2 separate regions of the Homo sapiens genome follow, and region 2 is linked to region 1. A link is a loop called in an ENCODE intact Hi-C map of the cell type or tissue named here. Cell type or tissue: OCI-LY7. All regions are shown on one strand. Each heading gives the region's core, and the rest is flanking DNA. Links, peaks and the distances in the headings are about the cores only. Region 1 has its middle 200 kb from the start of FBXO11. Region 2 overlaps FBXO11 (F-box protein 11).

Region 1 (5,540 bases), core at 274-5,273:
CAGAATGGCAGGAACAGAAGAGAAGATCAGTGAACTTGAAGTAGAACAATATAAATTACCTAATCTGGATAGCAGAGAAAAAAATAGAAAAAAATGAATAGCACCTCAGAGACCTATAGGACAAAAGACACTAATGATATTTATGTCATTAGTGTTCCAGAAGGAGAGGAGAAAGAGGACAAAGCTGGAAAAGGACATGAAGAAGTAATGGCTGAAAACTCTCCAAATTTGGCAAGAGGCTTAGGCTATAGATTCAGGAAGCCGAGCAAATCCTAAACAGGATAAAGTCAAAGAAATTCACAAGGAGTCACACTTTGGGGAGCTAGAGAAAGAAAAATCTTGAAAGCTATAAAAGAGAATTGACACTTTACCAAAAGGGGAAAAACAATTCCAATGACAGAGATTATGGATGCCAGAAGAAAGTGGTGCAATATTTTTCAAGTGCTGAAAGAAAGAACTGTCAACTGAGAATCCTATACCCAGTGAAAATATCATTCAGAAATAAATGGGAAACCAAAAAATATTCTCAGATGAAGGAAAACTAAAAGAAATTGGTTGGTATTGTGGCTTTGCCTGTAATCCCAGTGCTCTAGGAGGCCCAGGTTAAAAGATTGCTTGAGGCCAGGAGTTCAAGACCAGCCTGGGCAACATAGTGAGACTGTCTCTACAAAAAGAAAAATAAAAAAAGTAGCTGGGCATGGTGGCATGCACCTGTAGCCCTAGCTACTTGAGAGTCTGAGGCAGGAAGACCACTTGAGCCCAGGAGTCTGAGGCTGCAGTGAGCTGTGATCACACCATTGTACTCCACTTGAATGACAGAACGAGACCCTGTTTCTCTTTATTGTTTTAGAAAAAAATACGTACAATTTATTCATTAAGTGAGGACAAAACTTCTGTAACTCTGGCAAGTCAAGTTACATCATCAAAGTTGTTTATTTAAAAGTAGAAGTATGCATGGGCAATAGTTTTCATAAGAGTCAGAAAAATTAGGCAGGTTTTACAATATAGAGTACCCTTTCTGAGACCCTGTTTCTATTAAAAAAAATTGTCGCAGTAGACCCTCAAAGACCAGTTCAAGGATATTCTCTAAGGAAATATTCTCTAAGGAAATAATAAAAGCAGGAATCTTGGACCATCGAGATGGAAGAAAAAAATATAGTAAGCAAAAATATGGGTAAATAAAATTGACTTTCCCTCTTCCTTTGAGTCTTCTAAATTATGTTCAAGGGTCAAAGCAAAAATTATAACATTCTCTCCTGTGTTCTTCAATGTATGTAGAGGGAGTATTTAAAACAGTTATATTACAAATGGCAAAGAGTAAAGAGCTTCAAAGGAATGTTTCTATACTCCACTCAGGGGAAATAAAAAACCTCATGGAACCAAATGAAAATAAAAATACAACAAATGAAAGAAGCTAAAACAGTACTTCAAGGGAAATTCATGGCACAAAGCATATATTAGAAAGAAGGAAAATCTCGAATCAATAATCTAAGCTTCCATGTCAAGTATGTAGAAAAGCAAAGGAAAATAAAGTCAAAGCAAGAGGAAAGAAGCTAATAATAAAAAGTAGAAAGCAATGAAATTGAAACAAAAAAGTAGACAAAATCAATGCAGCAAAGAGGTTATTCTTTGAAATGATCAATAAAAGAGATAAACCTCTAACAAGACTGGCAAAGAAAAAAAGAAAGACACAAATTCCACTATCAAGAATGAAACGGGATATTTCTACAGACCCCACAGACTTCAAAGGATAAACACTCATAAAATTTAACAACTTAGATGAAATGAGCCAATTCCTTGAGAAAAACCAACTATTACAACTAACCCAATATGAAGGAGATATTTTGAATTGCCCTATAAGTATTAAGTAAATGTAAATTATAATTTTTAAAATCCCAGAAAAAGAAATCTCCAGGTGTAGATGGTTCCACTGGAGAATTTCACCTAATGTTTAAGGAAAAAGGAACAAATTATTGGTACATGACAATCTGAATGAAAATCTTGAGAACTATGCTGAGTAAAAATGCCAATCCCTAAAGGTTACATACTATATGCTTCCATTTTTAAATGACAAAATTATAGAATGAATGAATTAGTGGTTGCCAGGGATTTAGGAAGAGGTGAGGTTGGGAGTAAAATGGGTGAGGAATCCTCGTGGTAATAAAAGTGTTCTTCATCTTGAGTGTATCAGTGTTAATAACAATATTGTTATTGGTTGTGATATCATAAGCTACTTTTGCAAGATGTTACCATCAGAGTAAACTGGGTAAAGGATACGTGGAATCTCTTTGTATTACGTCTTAAGGCTATATATGATTCTACAATGATCTGAAATAAAAAGTTTAATGAAAAGAAACAACAGTTAGATAAGAAAATTACCCCCAAAAAGCTGTATACAAGTGCATTAACAGTATCAAGTACCTAAGAATAACTCTAATAATAAAACAGGTGTAAAAGCCCTTTGAGATTATTTTTAAAACCTCATTAATAGTCATTAAGGAAGACTTAAATAAATGCAGAGATACCGTCCATCTTGATGGATTGTAAGACTCACGGATTGGATATCAATTATCTGGAAATGCATCTATAGTCCATAGATTGAATGGAACCACAATAAAAATTCTAACAATTTTTTGAAACTTCATGAGCTGATTCTAACATTTATACAAAAATACAAAAGATCAAAAATAGCCAATATACTCTTGAAAAAGAACCAGCTGGGAGGAAATGCTCTTCCAGATACCACAATGTATTACGAAGTTATAATAAATAAGTAATGTGGTATTTATGTAGGGATAGACACATAACCATTGGAAGAAATAGAGAGTGCAGTCGCCAATCCAGACACATATCATCATGGAATTTATTTAAAAGGGAGCTCTGCAGAGCATTGGTAAGAGAACAGCCTTTTCAACACTGGTTGTTAGGTATCTGTATTAGTTCATTTTCACATTGCTGATAAAGACATACCTGAAACTGGGAACAAAAAGAGGTTTAATTGGACTTACAGTTCCACATGGCTGGAGAGGCCTCAGAATTATGGCGGGGGCAAATGTCACTTCCTACATGGTGGTGGCAGGAGAAAAATGAGGAAGAAAAAAAGTGGAAACCCCTGATAAACCCATCAGGTCTCGTAAGACTTACTATCACGAGAACAGCACAGGAAAGACCAACCCATGATTCAGTTACCTTCCCCAGGGTCCCTCCCACGACATGTGGGAATTCTGGTAGATACAATTGAAGTTGATATTTGGATGGGGACACAGCCAAACCATATCAGTATCCATGTGAAAAAGTTTTAAATTGAATCCTTACCTCACATCATACACAAAAGCTAATCTCAGAACAACTGAGACTGGTTGATATATGAAAGGAAAGCCAACAGAATTTGTGGGAGATAATACAGAGTAATATAATAGGGAAGAATATCTTCATGACTTTGAACATATCTTAAATAAGGTATATTAAATAAGAAACAAAAGCACCAATCATATAAGAAAAGATTAAAACATCAGACTACATTAAAATTAGGGACTTCTGTTTATCAAAATATACTAGAAAGAAATGGAAACAATAGAGTGAGAGAAGATATTCCCAACATATTCAACTGACAAAAGACTTGGATCCAGAGGCCGGGCTCAGTGGCTCACACCTGTAATCCCAACACTTTGGGAGGCCAAGGCAGGCAGATCACGAGGTCAGGAGTTCAAGACCAGCCTGGCCAACATGGGAAACCCTGTCTCTACTAAAAATACAAAAATCAACCAGGCGCGGTGGCAAGTGCCTGTAATTCCAGCTATCTGGGAGGCTGAGGCAGGAGAATTGCTTGAACCCAAGAGGCAGAGGTTGCAGTGAGCTGAGATCGCGCCACTGCACTCCAGCCTGGGTGACAGAGCAAGACTCCGTCTCAAAAAAAAAAAAAAAAAGACTTGGATCCAGAAAGGTGAAAGGACTTTGACATGTCTCACAAGTGGAAGTACAAATTGTTAATAAATATATTAAAAGGCATTCATTGCATAAATAAACAAGGAGATACAAATTCAAACCACAATGAAAACCCATGTAAAAGCATCAATTTGACAAAAATTAAGAAATCTGACAATACAAAGTATTTTCAAAGATGTGAAATAACAAGAAATTTCACACACAGCAAAAGTATGGGAGCGTAAATTGACACAACTTTAAAAACAATTTGATAGGATCTAGCAAAGCTGAAGATATGTATATACCATGAACCAGTAATTTCACTTCTAAATTTATACCCTACAGAAATGTATATACATATGTATCAGGAAATGTGTACAGAAATGGCCATGTGAATAATGGCCATTATTCATAATCAGCCCAAACTGAAATCAGCCCAAAATATCCAACAACAATAAAATGAATAAGTGAATTGTGGTATATTTACACACTTAAATACTATATAAGAATAAAAATGAATGAACTACAGCTACACAGAACAACATGGATCGATCATAAAACAATGTTGAGTGAAAGAAGTAAGACACAAAGGAATACACATGGTATTTATATAAAGTTCAAAACAAGCAAAACTAAATTATATTTTTAAGGGATGTTCATTTGGCAGAACTGTAAAGAAATGGAAGTAATTACTATAAAAGTCAGGATAATAATTATCTCTAGAGGGAAGGAAGGAGGGAGTTATGATGGGGAAGAGACACATGAAGTAAGGACTTCTGGGATCCCAGCGATGTTTTTGCTCTTGATCTGCATAGTGATTACATAGTTGTTCACTATATTCCATCTGTGTGCTTTATGTACTTTTCTTTATTTTATGATTTTAAAAGTTAATTAAAATATATATGCACATGGTTTTAAAAACCAGGCAAATGTGCATTGCAGGACTCTGGCTGGATTAATTTTTTTTTTTCAGGGCCAGGCATGTGACCAAATCAGAGCCAATGAAACACCAGTCTTTTTCCAAGACTTCTAGAAAAGAAACTTTTGCCCTTTTTCACTATTTTTTCCCACTCCAGAATGGTCTGGAGCTTCTATAGGGACAATTCTTCCTTTACTGGCTAGTCTAGTCCAGTCTAGGGTGGTCCAAGCCAATGAACTGAATAAGAAAATAAACAGTTGAACATCCAGCCACCTTGTTTCCAACTCCTGGTCAGCTCAGTGGGTGGTATAAGACAAGGAAAAAGTATGGTCCTTTATGTTGAATGATCTGACAACATAATTTTGGAGACAGGACTAAAACATACGAAACGGGGCTGTGGTGGCTGTACAGAGCTGAAATACAGCTACACATCTGTTCAAGGAAACACCCTTACATTGGTAAGGTAGTGTGGGAAAAAAGAAAAAGAAAAAAAGGAAGCACCTTTAGGAGCTAATGAAATTTTGCCAGTCCTAACTTTCTCAAATTCCTTTCTAGCCAGTCTACCAGAAAGTGGGTGTGCTTGTCACATCAAGATACAGAGGCTTTCACATGTGCAAATCCAAATTTACTTGAAAGAGACACAAAAAAGAAAATAGTAGAAATCAGTCTTGTGTCCAGCAGAAATGAGTATCGATGT
Region 2 (5,092 bases), core at 1-5,000, 290 kb before region 1:
CAAGTAGCTGGGAATACAGGCGTGTGCCACCATGTCCAACTAATTTTTGTAATATTTAGTAGAGACAGGGTTTCACCATGTTGGCCAGGCTGGTCTTAAACTCCTGACCTCGGGTGATCCACCCATCTCGGCCTCCCAAAGTGCTGGGATTACAGGCGTGAGCCACCGTGCCCGGCCTAGAAGGTGTATTTCTAAAGTTTATTAACACAGAAAAAAGATGACAGATTAAACATACCAGAATTATAAACTAGAATTCCACCATTCTGTCCTCCCCAGATTTTGTTGCGTCTAATTTTGGGGTTGCTTCCAGTCCTGTAAACAGAATAGACAATAATACCATTTCAATAGCTTCTACTCCCATATCTTCATGTTACGTGAGGTAAACAGTGGAGAAATCCACATAAGTCACTTAGTAAGAATTAACTATACAATGGAGTCCAAGATGCCCTGAGAAGAAAGTGGTTTAATTTTGCTTAATCCTGTATTTCCCACAGAACATACTTTACTACAGATTATTATTGTAGAGTTTCCTAACATGTAAACTAAATGGGGTTATATTAAGTGACATATATTCCCCTCATATGTAAAATGAAGGACTGAATTACAGGCATGCCTTGGAGATAACTGCAGGTTCCGTTCCAGACCACCATAATAAAGCGAGTATTGCAATAAAGAGAGTCGCATCAATTTTTTGGTTTACATTATACTGTAGTCTATTAAGTATGCAATAGCATTTCATAAAAAAAAGCACATACCCTAACTTAAAAATACTTTATCGCTAAAAAAATGCTCATAACAATCTAAGCCTTCAGGGAGTCTTTTTTTTTTTTTTTTTTTAAAGACATGGGGTCTTGCTCTGTCACCCAGGCTGGAGTTGCAGTGGCATGATCATAGCTCACTGCAGCCTCGAACTCTTGGGCTCAAGCAATCCTCCTGCCTAAGCCTCCCGAGTAGCTGGGACTACAGGTGCACACCACCATGCCCAGTTAATTTTTGTATTTTTTGTAGAGATGGAGTTTTGCCATGTTGCCCAGGCTGTTCTCAAACTCCTGGGCTCAAGTGATCCACCTGTCTCAGTCTCCCAAAGTGCTGGGATTACAGGCATGATCTACTGCACCTGACCAACTGGCAATCTCTTAAAATAAGACAATTAAGTTTGCCACATAGACTGACTCTTCCTTTCACGGAAGATTTCTCTGTAGCATGCAATGTTGTTATAGCATTTTGCTCACAGTAGAATTTCTTTCAAAATTGTTGTCAATCCTTGCCAACCCTGCTACTACTTTATTAACAGGCTTATGTAATATTCTAAATCCTTTGTCTTCATTTCAACTATGTTCACAGCATCTTCAACAGGAACAGACCCCACCTCAAGAAAAACCACTCTTTGCTCATCCGTAAGAAGCAACTCCTCATCTGTCCAAGTTTTATCATGAGGTTGCAGCAATTCAGTCACATCTTCATGTTCCATTTTCTAATTCTACTTCTCTTGCAATTTCTACCACGTCTGGAATTAGTTCCTCCACCAAAGTCTTATACCCCTAAAGTCATCCATGAGGGTTGGAAGCAACTTCTTCCAAACTCCTGTTAATTTTTTTTTGTCCTGGCCATAAAAACGTTTATTTTTGTATTTAGGTTTGATGAATGAACATCCACGCAGAAATGTGATTGGACACAAAGGATCTGGCCTAACGGTGATGGACAGAGTCGGGAAACCCAGCAAAGCCGCTCTGTACAATTCCCCTTCCCCTGGGTATCCCCCTCGGGAATGAGGATCTTCCAGGGAGAAGGGAGAGAGTGACCTAGCTAGGTTTTATGGCTGGGTTTGAGAGAAAGGAATTCTAGTTTCTAAGACCTGCTTTGAGGAAAAGGAATTCTGGTTTCTGGGACTCAATTTGGGGGAGAAAAGGAGGCAGGAACCAGGAGGGAAGGACAAAGACCTGGCTTCTGAGGCCTTCCAGTCTCCTCTGGGTCAGAGTAGTCCGCATGCCAAGGTGCCATACTTCGGGGTTTAATGAGCCCTGACAGCAGGTCCTTGCAGATTTCACAGGTAACTTGTGATCCAAGTAACTGGCTTTCAGACCCCCAATTTCAGAGGACTTTAGCAAAGCCTGGTTGAAATTGGCCAAGTGTTAGAAGAACCTCTTCAAAGCTGAAATTCATAGAGTTCTTCAGCTGAGGGCGTAAGAATCCCAGATGTAAGGTTAGCGAGAGTTAGAAGTTCTGGAGTCTTCCCCGCATGCCCCAGCTCTTGAGCATCAACGGGCCAGAAGCTCACAATATCTGATCCTCCTGTGGCTCAGCAGGGATGTGTTTTAGAGCAGCATGTTCAGAATGAAACTGGCGCACTTAGTCAAGCCTCGAGGGCCTTTTGAAGCCATGCATGGCCCACGCTGGCCTCATGGGAACACAGGTGCTCCAGCACCCGATGTGTTCACGACTAGGTAGGGGGAACCTTCAGCCCTGAAAACATCCCCCTGCTGTCTAGATCAGCCTGCCCCATGGCCAAGGGCGGTGAGAACCCTGGCGACCCCTTGGGTTGCACCTCTGCCAGTACTACAATTTTGCACTTTGTGGGCAGAAAAGCTCAACATTTGGCTCAGGGCATAACTGCAATTTTTTTTTGTTTTGTTCTGTTTTTTGAGACAGGGTCTCACTCAGTCATCCAGGCTGGAGCACAGTGGTATAATCATAGCTCAGTGCCGCCTCGACTTCCTGGGCTCAAGCGATCCTCCCACCTCAGCCTTCCGGGTAGCTGGGACCACAGGCGCATGCCACCATGCCTAGCTAATTTTTTCTATTTTTTACAGAGACAGGGTTTTGCTATGTTGCCCAGGCTGATCTTGAACTCCTGGCCTCAGGAGATCCTTCCACCTCAGCCTCCCAAAATGCTTGGATTACAGCACTTTTTCAGATCTCCTCCCAGGAATCATGAATGTTCTTAATGAAATCTGGAATGGTGAATCCTTTCCAGAGGTTTTCAATTTACTTTGCCCAGATCCATCAGAGGAATCACTATCTATGGCAACTACTGCTTTCTAAAAAGTATTTCTTACATACAAAGACTTAAAAATTGAAATCACTCCTTGATCCAGACTGTGGGATGGATGCTGTATTAGCAGGCGTGAAAACAACAATCTCCTTGTGCATCTGCATCAGAATTCTTGGGTTACTGGGTGCATTGTCAATGAGCAGTAATATTTTGAAATATTTTTTCTGAGCACTAGGTCTCAGTGGACTTAACATATTCAGTAAACTGTACTGTAAATTCATGTGCTATCATCCATGATTTGTTGTTCCCTTTATAGCGCACAGGCAGAGTAGATTTAGCATAATTCTTAAGGGCCCTAGGGTTTTCATAATGGTAAATGAGCACTGCCTGCAACTTAAAGTCATCAGCTTAACTAACCCTTAACAAGAGATCAGCTTGCCCTTTGAAGTCAGGCATTGACTTCTCCCCTCTAGCTATGAATGTTCTGGATGCATCTTCTTCCAATATAAAACTATTGAGTCTACACTGAAATCTGTTTAGTGTAGCCACCTTCAACAATGATCTTAGCTATATCTTCTGGGATAACTTTCTGTAGCTTCTATCTCAGCATTTGCTGCTCCACCTTGCACTTAGCTTTTTTTCTTAAACCTCATGAATCAACCTCTGCTAGCTTCAAACTTTTCTTCTGCAGCTTCTTCACCTCTTTCAGCCTTCATAGAACTGAAGAGAGTTGGGTCCTTGCTCTGGATTAGGAATTGGCTTAAGGGAATGTTGCGGCTGGTTTGTTCTTCTATCCACATCACTAAAACATTCTCCATATTAGCATAAGTCCATTTTTTTGTTATTATTTTATTTTGCTTTGAACCCTGAGAAACTAAGCAATAAGGTTGTTTTGCTTTGCTTTATCATTCATGTGTTTACTGGAATAGCATTTTTAATTTCTTTCTAGGACTTTTCCTTTGCATTCACAACTTAGCTAACTGGACAAGAGGCCTAGCTTTTGGGCTATTCAGCCTTTAGACATACTTTCCTCACTAACCTTCATCATTTCTAGCTTTTGATTTAAAGTGAGAGATACGCAACTCCTCCTTTCACTTCAATACTTATAGAGGCCATTTGAGGATTACTAATTGGCCTAATTTCGATACTGTTGTGTCTCAGGCAATAGGGAAGCCTGAGGAGAGGGACAGAGATGGGAATGGCTGCTTGGTGGAACAGTCAGAACACACACAACGTTTACAGATGAAGTTTGTTATCTTGGGCGCAGTTAATGGTGTCCCAAAACAATTACAATAGTAACATCAAAGATCACTGATCAGGGTGGGTGTGGTGGCTCACGCCTGTGATCCCAGCACTTTGGGAGGCTGAGGCGGGTGGATCACCTGAAGTCAGGAGTTTGAGACCAGCCTGACCAATATGGAGAAACCCCATCTCTACTAAAAATACAAAGTCAGCCAGGCATGGTGGCACAAGCCTGTAATCCCAGCTACTTGGGAGGCTGAGGTTGCGGTGAGCCGAGATCGTGCCATTGCACTCCAGCCTGGGCAACAAGAGTGAAACTCCGTCTCAAACAAACAAAAAGGATCACTGATCAGAGATCACCATAACAGACATAATGATAATGAAAAAATGAGACACAGAGACAGGAAGTGAGCACATGCTGCTGGAAAAAAATGGCAGAGAGATCTGCTCAACACAGTATTGCCACAAAACTTCAATTTGTGAAAAAACACAGTATCTGTGAAGCACAATGAACTGTAAAGTGTAATAAACAGAGGTAAGCCAGTATATGATCATTAGTACTGCTAGAATTCCAAAAACTTAAAATATTAGAGGGGTATCAAAAACTATTAATTTTACAGAAATAGCATAAAACAGAAGCTTCATTTTATTGAGTGCCAATGATATGCCAGGCATAATGCACAAGTATTTTAACACAGACTTCCACTCTCCAAGTATGAAGGATCATATTGGCAGCTGATGTGACTCTCATAGTGGAAAGCAGAACGGTGGAAGTGAGCTCTTATGGCACATGTGCCAGTGGCTTCTGTCCTCACCTAGACCAAGGAAAGCTACATTCTGACAATTTAAGTCAAGATT

The links. Hi-C counts contacts between places; a loop is a spot of excess contacts. Peaks named below come from ENCODE experiments on the same cell type or tissue, not always from the same donor. Only the 100,000 strongest peaks of a DNase experiment are listed, where the experiment ranks them.
Region 2: it touches region 1 in a loop (4-fold over the local background); 2 of 110 quality-filtered maps call a loop at or near these places.

The regions. Positions count from the first base shown.
Region 1 is chr2:48,099,699-48,105,238 of GRCh38, forward strand. No RefSeq gene overlaps it. Among named protein-coding and RNA genes, the nearest start is that of FBXO11, 200 kb to the left of the region's middle. In OCI-LY7, for the core only: no CTCF peak of the experiment used is centred there; no DNase peak of the experiment used is centred there.
Region 2 is chr2:47,813,556-47,818,647 of GRCh38, forward strand. It overlaps FBXO11 (F-box protein 11), which reads right to left. Exons shown (of 23, transcript NM_001190274.2): 17 at 236-312. Among named protein-coding and RNA genes, the nearest start is that of MSH6, 33 kb to the left of the region's middle. RefSeq lists enhancers at 2,276-2,345, 2,506-2,555. In OCI-LY7, for the core only: no CTCF peak of the experiment used is centred there; a DNase peak (open chromatin) is centred at 2,396.